Linked DNA regions of Homo sapiens: region 2 is linked to region 1. The links are chromatin contacts, found by Hi-C or POLR2A ChIA-PET in ENCODE. All regions are on one chromosome and are shown on one strand. Each heading gives the region's core, a stretch centred on a gene start or an enhancer-like site at or near the end of the contact. The rest is flanking DNA. Distances are from core to core; before and after follow the strand shown.

Region 1 (4,955 bases), core at 1,827-4,326:
GCCGACACTGGGATACGCAGCAATCTGCAAAATGGGGTAGAAACCACAGGAAGAAAGTGGTAGGCGACGGCGCAGGCACGGTAGAAAGGCGAGGGCCGGCCCCAAGCTGGGGGAGTATTCTAGACTGCAACACCGTTCACACTGGTAAGCGTAGAGTGCGTCTACGCTTGCCTGGGCATGAACACACCGCTGAACATTGCTGGCTCACCGAGACCGAGGGCAGGTATGTCCATACCCCTGATACTTTAGCTTGCAGAGTAAACACTAAATAGGTTAGATTAACGGATGCACAACGTTTTTTTCCACGGATATCGTGGTCAAATTGCGTTGGCCAAATTCTAAGAGGAAACTCAGTACCTGGGCTTGTCCTACATCATTTATATTTAGGCACAGTAAACGCCAGATGACCAGATTTTAAACTGCAAGTCTTCCAGGCAGGCTTGCTGGCAAATTATTATTATTATTATTGTCATTTAAAAAGATCACATTCAAATAGGGGGAGATGGGAGTTATCTTGGATTGGCAGCTTATGTGATATCTTTCAGGCAGAACTCTTCTTCTGTGATAGAGGGTTTGACATGCCTAGGCAAATTTGCCTGACAGGGTCTGTAACTCCCGGGCCACTGTTAAAAAAAAAAAAAATAGGAAGGCTGTTTTCATTTGGAGTGTATTTTATCAAACTCATTTCCCTGAAAAAGGACGTTTGGGTTTGTCTGAGCAAAATTAAATTTGATTCATATATCTCGTAGTGAAATGTGACCTCCTTTAATTCATATTGGTCCGAAAATTTGCTTTTAGTTTATAAATGAAATGGGGGCGACTTGAGGGAACTGGAGGCCTTGTTACTTGGGACCCTTGGTAAGTTCCTGAAAGGAATAGACTTTGGCTTGGCGCGGTGGCTCACGTCTGTAATCCTAGCACTTTGGGAGGCCGAGGCGGGTGGATCACGAGGTCAGGAGTTCAAGACCAGCCTGGCCAACATGGTGAAACCCCGTCTCCACTAAAAGTACAAAAATTATCTGGGCATGGTGGCGCGTTTCTGTAATCCTAGCTACTCGGGAGGCTGAGGCAGGAGAATTGCTTCAGCCGGGACCCGGGAAGCGGAGGTTGCAGTGAGCCGAGATCGTGCCACTGCACTCCAACCTGGGCTACAGAGCAAGACTCCGTCTCAAAAAAAAAAAAAAAAAAAAAAAAAGAATAGGGTTGAAGGCTCTTGGGGCAGCAGGTTCCAGCCACTCGTACAGCCCAGACAAAGGTGTCCATAGAGTGGTTTGGGAATGAGGCACGGAGAGTTGTGGCAGTAGCACGAAGCAATATGGGAGGAATCGGAAGTCATGGTGGTGACCCAAACAACACTGTAGCTCAGTGGCGTTCACTTTCCCACGCAGATCACTGTATTAACCTCTCCGCTCTGTCAACCGTAGCGTTAGGGGTTTTCCTTTGTCTTTCGATTTTGAAACTATGTCATCCACAGCCTGTCATCAATTTCCAAATTTCCAGCGTTTCTGAAAATTCTATAGCACATCAGTGTTATAAGGCATGCTATTAAGCTACATGGGTACACGTTTATCTTCATTTGTACACCTGTGGGTCGAACTTTGACACATGCCTGACTGCAGACCTGTGAATCTGTGCAGTGCACAGAATGTGCAGGGGCGTGGTGAAGACTGCACACATTTGGTGTGTTTGCACAGTGCGTAAACTCTTCGGGGCACGAGCTCTTAGGAGCGCAGGACTCCGCGCTTGGTGGGTGCAGGGGGCGCCAGTTGCCAGGAGTTGGTGGGGAGCCACAGTCTCCGGCTGGGTATGGGGGCTTGTCGGGCCTACGGCACTTGTTCCTCCCAGGGCAGAGCGGCTGTATCCGAGGCGGGTTTCTGGGGCTCAAGCCCCAACTCCCCAGCCGCCGGGCCGGCTAATAGCTCCCTGTCTGTCTCCCGCCCCGCCCGCTCCAGGTCTGGTTCCAGAACCGACGCGCCAAGTGGAAGAAGCGCAAAAAGACGACCAACGTGTTCCGTGCGCCCGGCACACTGCTGCCCACGCCAGGCCTGCCTCAGTTCCCGTCGGCTGCCGCCGCCGCTGCCGCCGCCATGGGCGACAGCCTGTGCTCTTTCCACGCCAACGACACCCGCTGGGCGGCGGCCGCCATGCCTGGCGTGTCACAGCTGCCTCTGCCGCCGGCGCTGGGCAGGCAGCAGGCCATGGCGCAGTCGCTGTCCCAGTGCAGCCTGGCGGCCGGTCCGCCGCCCAACTCCATGGGCCTGTCCAACAGCCTGGCGGGTTCCAACGGCGCGGGGCTGCAGTCGCACCTCTACCAGCCCGCCTTCCCCGGCATGGTGCCCGCCTCCCTCCCCGGCCCCAGCAACGTCTCCGGTTCGCCCCAGCTCTGCAGCTCCCCGGACAGCAGCGACGTGTGGCGGGGCACCAGCATCGCCTCCCTCCGCCGCAAGGCGCTAGAGCACACAGTCTCTATGAGCTTCACTTAATGCAGCCGCGCCCCGGCCCGCTCCGCCCCCAGCACCGCCCCGGGGGCCGCCCCGAGGCCCTTCCGGCGCGCACCCGGACCCCGGCGCCCTGCCCCGTCCCGCCCCGGCCTTCGCCCCGTCTCGTTTCGTCCTCGCCTCTCTCCTCCACTCGCTCGGGCTCACCCCAAGCCCCAGCCCGCGAGGCCTCCCCTCCGCCTGATTTCGATCGCCCGCGGTCCCCCGTCTCCCGGCCGCCCCTCTTCCCTTCCCACCCAGCTGCGCCCTCGGCTCGGTCTCCAGCGCCTCAGCCCACCCTTCCCGCCACCCTGGCCTCCCTGCTTGCGCTGGCCGTGCTCGCGCCCTCCTCCTGGCCTTCTGACGGGCGGCGTTCCCACCCACACCTTCGACGCGACGCCTACGACCCCCCTCGCCCGCCGCCTCCCCTCCGGTCCCCTCTTTCCCCACACTTCGCGACCCTCCTCCCGCGCCCGGCAAAAAGTATCCTTCCCGCCATTTTACGTACCAGGGAGTCGACTCAGGATCTGAAATCAGACACCAATGGACTGGTTTGTGGGCAGAAACACACACACTCGCACTCTCGCTCACGCTCAGACGCTACACACGCGCGCGCACAGACACGGTGCACCTAGGTCACACACGGACGTGTTCAAGGGACAGCACAATGTTAGGGATTTTTGTCTTAAAGGAGGACAAGCATTGCTACCAACCGCCTCATCTGAGGGCCCAACTGATATGATTTGATTTATCCTTGTACTCTCCAAGCTCCTGTCTTTCTTTCCTCTCCCACCACGCTACCCTTGCCCAGTCCACCCAGTCACATCCGTGCAGCCCTCTCTTGGCTTGCAAGATAACGCTTTTATTTTTATTTTATCTTATTTTCATTTTCTTAAGCACAACTGTGTGAGAGTGTAGAAGGGAAGGCTTCTCAGGAGGAACGTGACAGTGGATTGGGTGGCTGGAGTAGACTAAAGCAGTCATGTGACGAGGAAGAGGTGATCTGACCCATTTTGATAAGTCTTTATAAGGAAGAATAAAATAAACGTGTAAGCAAAATTTTCTTTTGTAAAAGCAAAAGCCACATCTCTTTTCTGGATCCTTCAGGACTGGGGTTTGTTTGCTTCCTTTTCTGTTTCTGTCTTCTCGCTGCTCTGTGCCCTTGGTTGTTTTGTGGTGGTCCTGTCGTCCCTCGTGCCCCTCGGCCACCTGCTGGCAGCCGATGGGGGCACTCGGACATCTACAACCCTGCAACTTTGTACAGAGAAACACAATCAGCTCTTTCTGCATGTGCTGGTCAAATCCAAACCCAGAGAACAGAAGCGCTTTCTAAGAATGAACAAATATGTGAAATAGGATGTTTTGTGTAGATAAAGCATTCTTGTTACATACTGGTCAATTTGTGATATGTTTTAACTTAATGTCTGTGTTTATTTATGGAATTCGGTTTTCTTAATAAATGTTTGAGCTAATATAAAGCATATTATTTGACTTTTCCGGACAAGTTTATATCAAGTTAAATGTAAATGGATAAAATAAAATCATTTTCAGTATGTGATATAGAGAATGATGGGTTTTGGTGTGACCTTGAACGGCGGGAGGGGTCTCGTGGGGGGAGGGGAGGGGCCGGTCTTGGGAATGGTTATATTCGCGCCAGTTGGAACGCGTGGGCCCTTCGCCCTGCAGTGGGCTTGGGTTCGGTTTCTGGGCTGCAAGGTGAGGTCTCCGCGACGGGGCGGCATGCTGGGGCGCCGCGAGCGCCTCACGCAAGCTCTGAGCCTCCCGAGGTTTCCGGGCCAACCCAGGTTTCCCAGGTGGGACTCCGAGCGTCGCTGTCGGCACGAAACGCAGGGCGCGAGAGTTCCTCAGATGAACGGTGTCCCTGGGGCAGTGGCGCGGAGGGCGCCCCTCGCGGGCTGCGTGCGCGTGATGGGGAGGCCGTGGGTGGGAGGGGACCACAATTCGCACCCTCGGCCTTCAGAGCCTGGAGTTCTGCTCTCCGGCGCCGCCCCAGCCGTGTCTGGCCCCAGGTACGCGGTGGAAGCTAGGCCGCGGCTCTTGCCTCCTCCGGGGCCTAGGCCTCTTTGGGGCCTTCCCTAAGGCCACGGCGCCCCTTCATGTCCCCAGACCCGGGATCCGCTTCAGATACCCGGGACCTCCCAAGTAAGGGACAAACGCGCTTCTCCAGAAGAGGCGTGTCCGGGACGACCAGCACCTACCAGGGCTCCCCCAACCCCGGGGCTGCTCTGGTTTCCTGTCAGGGTCCCTGCTGGCTGCGTACTAACCTCGACTTCAGGCACGTGCTCAGGGGACTGCCCCAAAGGAGTAGGAAAAAAATGCCGTTTCTTCGGTCGGCCGAGGGGAAGGTTTGCGGTGTGTTTTAAACTTGGAGGCAAATCGATATCACAGGCTTCCTTGGGAAGGCTAACCGAAATCAATCTTGTGGTTTGAAATTTAATGGTCATTATAGGCATTGAG
Region 2 (4,955 bases), core at 1,586-4,085, 89 kb before region 1:
GAGATTTTTCGTGTTTTTACATGCTAAAACAATACTATTCTCCTGTTTAAGCCTCCAGTTGTGAAAATGCAACATTTTAAAATAATGTTTACTGGCAAATTCAGGAAGTCAGGCTGTAAAATGACCATTTTACTTTGAGTAAACAGGTGAAGAATGAAAGGGTAAAATATTTGATACAGAATAGACTTTTTTTAAACTACAGGCTATAAATAAGGTGACTTAGACAAGAAAGATTTGGAGGGCTTCAGAGTCTTTCCTAGCTGTTAAAATTGTGTCAAGTACAGCTCTATGCCAAGTACTATTACCAAATTTTATTTAAAAGTAATTAAGCAGTTAAGGACTTATAACGTAGTTTTTTAAACTCCAAATTTTGATGTGGTAAAGTACAAATTAAATATACATTGAAAATGGACCCTTTAACATATACCAAATCAGTGTATACGTATACCATCAGATAGGATTATTGTGTGAAAATTATTTGTAACTCTTAAGTTTTTCTGAATGAAAATTATTAATAATGATTATTTTGTCATTCTTTTGTACAAAAGGACTTAAGACATCAATATCAGTAATATGAAAATAGGAATCTTCATACATGCTTCTTGGACCATTTTGACTTAATGAACAAAATCTTAGTTCAATACGCTGCATAAACACATTACATATCAAAGTGCCTCTGTATAATGCTAATAATCCGAAAGCCATGAGTTCTCTGAACCCAACTAAGAAATCCCAGATTCTGTTCCCAAATTTTCTGATCAGTAATTTCAAGAATAACCTGAGTTGATAGGTCACCAAGAATAATTGCTGTAGGAAATATCATTAAATTGGGCTTATTTTGTAGTTTGATAAAATTCAGATATCCTGACTAATGCTAACTTTTATTATCTGTGAGAAGCTAAAGTCATTTCCATCCAAATTTTCTTCACCCATTTAAAATAGTATGATAATCAATATTAGTTTGAAATAACCAAATAGCCCATCATCTGTCTGTTTTAGACAAACAACTATTTATTTCACACAATAGAACAGAATAGAGTGATGATGTTGGATATTCCTCTCCTAATACTCTAGTTTGCCAGCATCCTCTTTCAGATGCTACCTTTAAATCTCTTTTGGATCTAAGTTATATATAACAATTTTGGAAGGAAATTATGAATAATAAAAGTACAGATGCAGTTCATCCAAGGAGAACCACTTATGTACCATGTTTTAGGTTCTCCACTTCTTTTAACGCATCTAAGATAGACTTCGCTTTTTAATTTTTTTATTTTTTTGAGATGGAGTCTCACTCTCTGACCCAGGCTGGAGTGCAGCGATGTGATCTCAGCTCACTGCAACCTCAGCCTCTGGGGTTCAAGTGATTCTCCTACCTCAGCCTCCCAAGTAGCTGGGATTACAGGGGCCCGCCACCACGCCTGGCTAATTTTTATATTTTTAGTAGAGACAAGGTTTCACCATGTTGGCCAAGCTGGTCTTGAACTCCTGACCTCAGGTGATCCACCCACCTCGGCCTCCCAAAGTGCTGGGATTACAGGCGAGAGCCACCGCGCCTGGCCGACTTGGCTTTTTTAGAAGTGTAATAACTGCATTATACTCTTGACTCAAATTGAGCTTGCAGACAACTTAGCTATTTTCCCCATGATGTTCACAAGGCAGTCCTACTTTATCTAGTAATTGTATAGTCTCACTTAAAAACAAAACAAAACCCCTCACATGCAGAACTTTACCCTATCCATCTGTGTTTCCTTCTGTTTTTCTCAGACTTAGCCAAACCAGTTGCAATGAGAGGTTTCTAGTGAACGATACCGCAAAGGTTGTGAGATGAGAGCATGATTACTATGTTGACAGCTCAAGTTGGGAAGGGTATCATTTTAGAGAGAGATGATGATGATCTCAGTTTTCAGCCTGCTTCAGTTGCTAGTGGGGATGTCTAAATAGAGATGTTACAAAGGCAGTTAGAGATATGGGTCTGGACAGAGGATAAAAAGTCAAATGTACAGACAGATTTGTGATTTTAGGTGGTAATTAAAACTGTCAGAGTGTTTTGTATGGAGATGAAGCAGCTGTGGGAGGTGCTATTGCTTTCTCATATAAACTCAAGCAGAAGCTATTCACAGTGTCTTTAGCCCTTTCAGTAGTATGCACTTTTTAATCTCACTGACATCTCAGGACCTTTGAGGGACCTTTTAAGGGACAGGTTAGAGGATTCGTGAAATAATGAGTTTTATATTTGTGTTTTTTGAATTTTCATTCTAAGATTTATTCATTTATTAATCCTTGAGATTCATAGTATTGAAAAAAGTGATACTGATTTTATGTTTGACATGCATCATTTTAGCTGTTTATAAAATGTCTAACTTATTTTTTAAAATTAATTAAAGCACATATTCTACTTCAGCAATTAATAAAACTTGAACTGTCTCCAGTTTAATGGATTAATTAATGGTTACTGAGAAACTATAAGGTAACAAATACCATGAAATTAAACATTCATTTTCTTTCATTTAGGATACAAGAAATTGAGAACATGTTGCTTCCGGTGGTGGGAACTGAGTGGCTGGGGTCAGGGTGTGTAGGTGGTGGGTTGCCTTTTCACAGTATATTCTTTTGTGCTATTCAGATATTGAACCATGGAATGATTTTACCTTGGGAACAGATCAAAGAAATTTAAATTTTGAAAATTGCTTCATTTACTTTAAACATACGATTGTATTTTCTGTAGAAAATATTGACACTTGAAGTTAGAAGTCATGATTTCACATCCTGTTTTCATCGTTTCTTGGACAGCTGGCTTTTCACTTCTTTGAATTGCAGGTTCTCATTTGAAAATGAGGCTGACGATAGTTGCCCTGCTTACCACGCAGGGTAATTATGAGTTATTTCATTCAGCAAATATATCTGTGAGGCATATATTCTGCTAGGTGTGATATGAGACATATTTTCACACCTTGGGGGATTTATTTTTAATTGTCGAAGTAGACAAAATTTCAACCTATTGTGATGATGCAGATAAATATGCTATGAAGATACATAGACAAAGGATCCACAGTGTCAGCTTGGGAGAGTGGAAGGATTGATGTTAGAGTGGTCCTCCTGGAAGACAGGACATTTATTTGAGTTAAGTTTTGAAGAATGAGTTGGTTGGGAGAGGATGAGGAGAGGAGACATTCCATTCAGAACAAGCAGCATCTCCAGCCCCATCTCATTTTATGTGTTTCTGGGTAGCACACTTTTGTTTTATTTTAAGTTTTGTTAGGAGAGGATACTGTAGCAGGTTCTTCCTTAGTTTTGCTGACTGTTGACATCTTAACTATAATTCTCAAGTTTGGGAACAGTGAAAAATCTCACTTAGGACTTTATAATGACCACAAGGATTGGTGGAAAATGACTAAAACTCACTGAATTTTAACTACATACATTGTACTGTATAGACCATTAGCACTAAATCATCAGCTTCTGATGTCAACCTTAGTTCTTCCGTACTAAGGAACTAGTGAGAATTCTTAATTAATGCAGTTGACTTGCATTTTTCCAATTGACTTTTTTCTTCCTGCATCCAAGTAGTAAGTGGATACACTTCCTGGTGCCATATTGTTTCCTTTGAAGCACAGTGAAACTTCTTACCCCATAATGGTCTATAGATTTAGTATCTAGCTACTTAATTCCCACTCTCCATTAAGTTGCAGTTTATAGGCCTTGATATTTTACTATTCAACACCTAATATCCTGTAAGTTACAGAAATACTTTGAAAATGTGATGTAGATAGAAGGTAATATTATTTATTCTGAGTATTATCCTTTAGTAGCCACCATGATTATTAAAAACAAAGTGGTCTTGGTTTGTTTTTTGTTTTTTTGAGACAGAATTTCACTCTTGTTGCCCAGGCTGGAGTGCAGTTGTGCGATCTCAGCTCACCACAACCTCTGCCTCCTGGGTTTGAGGGCTTCTCCTGCCTCAGCCTCCCGAGTAGCTGGGATTACAGGCCTGCGCCACCTCGCCTGGCTAATTTTGTATTTTTTAGTAGAGACAGAGTTTCTCCATGTTGTTCAGGTTGGTCTGGAACTCCCGACCTCAGGTGATCTGCCGGCCTCAGCCTCCCAAAGTGCTGGGATTACAGGCGTAAGCCACTGCCCCCGGCCTTTTTTTTTTCTTTTGAGACAGAGTTTCGCTGTTGTTTGCCAGGCTGGAGTGTAATGGCACGATCTCAGCTCACTGCAACCTCTGCCTCTTGGTTTCAAGCGATTCTCCTGCCTCAGCCTCCCGAGTAGTTGGGATTACAGGCGTGCACCACTATGCCTGGCTAATTTTTTTATATTTTTACTAGAGACGGGGTTTTACCATGTTGGTCACGGTAGCCTCGAACTCCTGACCTCAGGTGATACGCCCACCTTGGCCTCCCAAAGTGCTGGGATTACAGGCGTGAGCCACTGCGCCCGACTAAAAGCAAAAACAAGTTTACACTGTTTTAAGTGTGAAATACAGACTTTTACACAAAATTTATATGGAAAAATTTTTAATATAGTGGAAATCCCCATAAAACTGGGGATTGTATAGGTAATTTAATCTTACTTTCTTCATGTTTATTTGTAGATAGGGAAAAAATAAGAGATACTTCAATTTCTAAATGATTTGTTTAGAATGAATTAGTCTCAAGTAGGAAAGCATTATTTCTGTACTTACAGAACAATCTTCTGCTGTTAGTGACTATCATTTTAGATGTTTTAGCTTCAAGTAACAGAAAACAAAACTGTATGTGGCTTAACTATAAGGATATTTATTATCGCCTGCAATAAGAAAACTAGAAGCAGTACGCTTTTACGGTTGGTTGATTTAGTAATTCAGTACCATCATCAAAGACTGCAGTTCTCTGACTAGATTGACCTGTCTTTTTAGGCAGGATTTCCTCATGATCCCAAGGTGTCTGACACAAGTGGCAGGTGTCACACACAGG

The links. Hi-C counts contacts between places; a loop is a spot of excess contacts on that map. ChIA-PET counts read pairs that join two places held with the same protein, here RNA polymerase II (POLR2A). Pooled maps may share reads with other maps.
Region 2: a pooled map shows a loop between it and region 1 (4-fold over the local background). The contact joins the enhancer-like site here to the promoter of OTP-AS1 in region 1. A Hi-C loop is called at or near these places in 2 of 50 pooled maps. POLR2A ChIA-PET finds 5 or more read pairs at or near these places in 4 of 52 experiments (GM12878, HCT116, HEK293 and 1 more).

What each region holds. Positions count from the first base shown.
Region 1 is chr5:77,627,792-77,632,746 of GRCh38, reverse strand. OTP-AS1 (OTP antisense RNA 1) reads right to left here and starts at 3,076. Exons shown (of 2, transcript NR_198942.1): 1 at 2,986-3,076; 2 at 1-24. OTP (orthopedia homeobox) reads left to right here. Exons shown (of 3, transcript NM_032109.3): 3 at 1,953-4,035. The coding sequence ends at 2,483. RefSeq lists enhancers at 54-554, 2,038-2,087, 3,845-4,410 and a silencer at 2,258-2,697.
Region 2 is chr5:77,717,036-77,721,990 of GRCh38, reverse strand. All of the region lies in intron 1 of TBCA (tubulin folding cofactor A), which reads left to right. Among named protein-coding and RNA genes, the nearest start is that of TBCA, 57 kb to the left of the region's middle. Within about 2 kb of position 2,835, at least 2 of the 41 ENCODE cell types and tissues checked have a DNase peak (open chromatin) inside an H3K27ac peak, as active enhancers do; they include GM12878, where a contact is called at or near this core.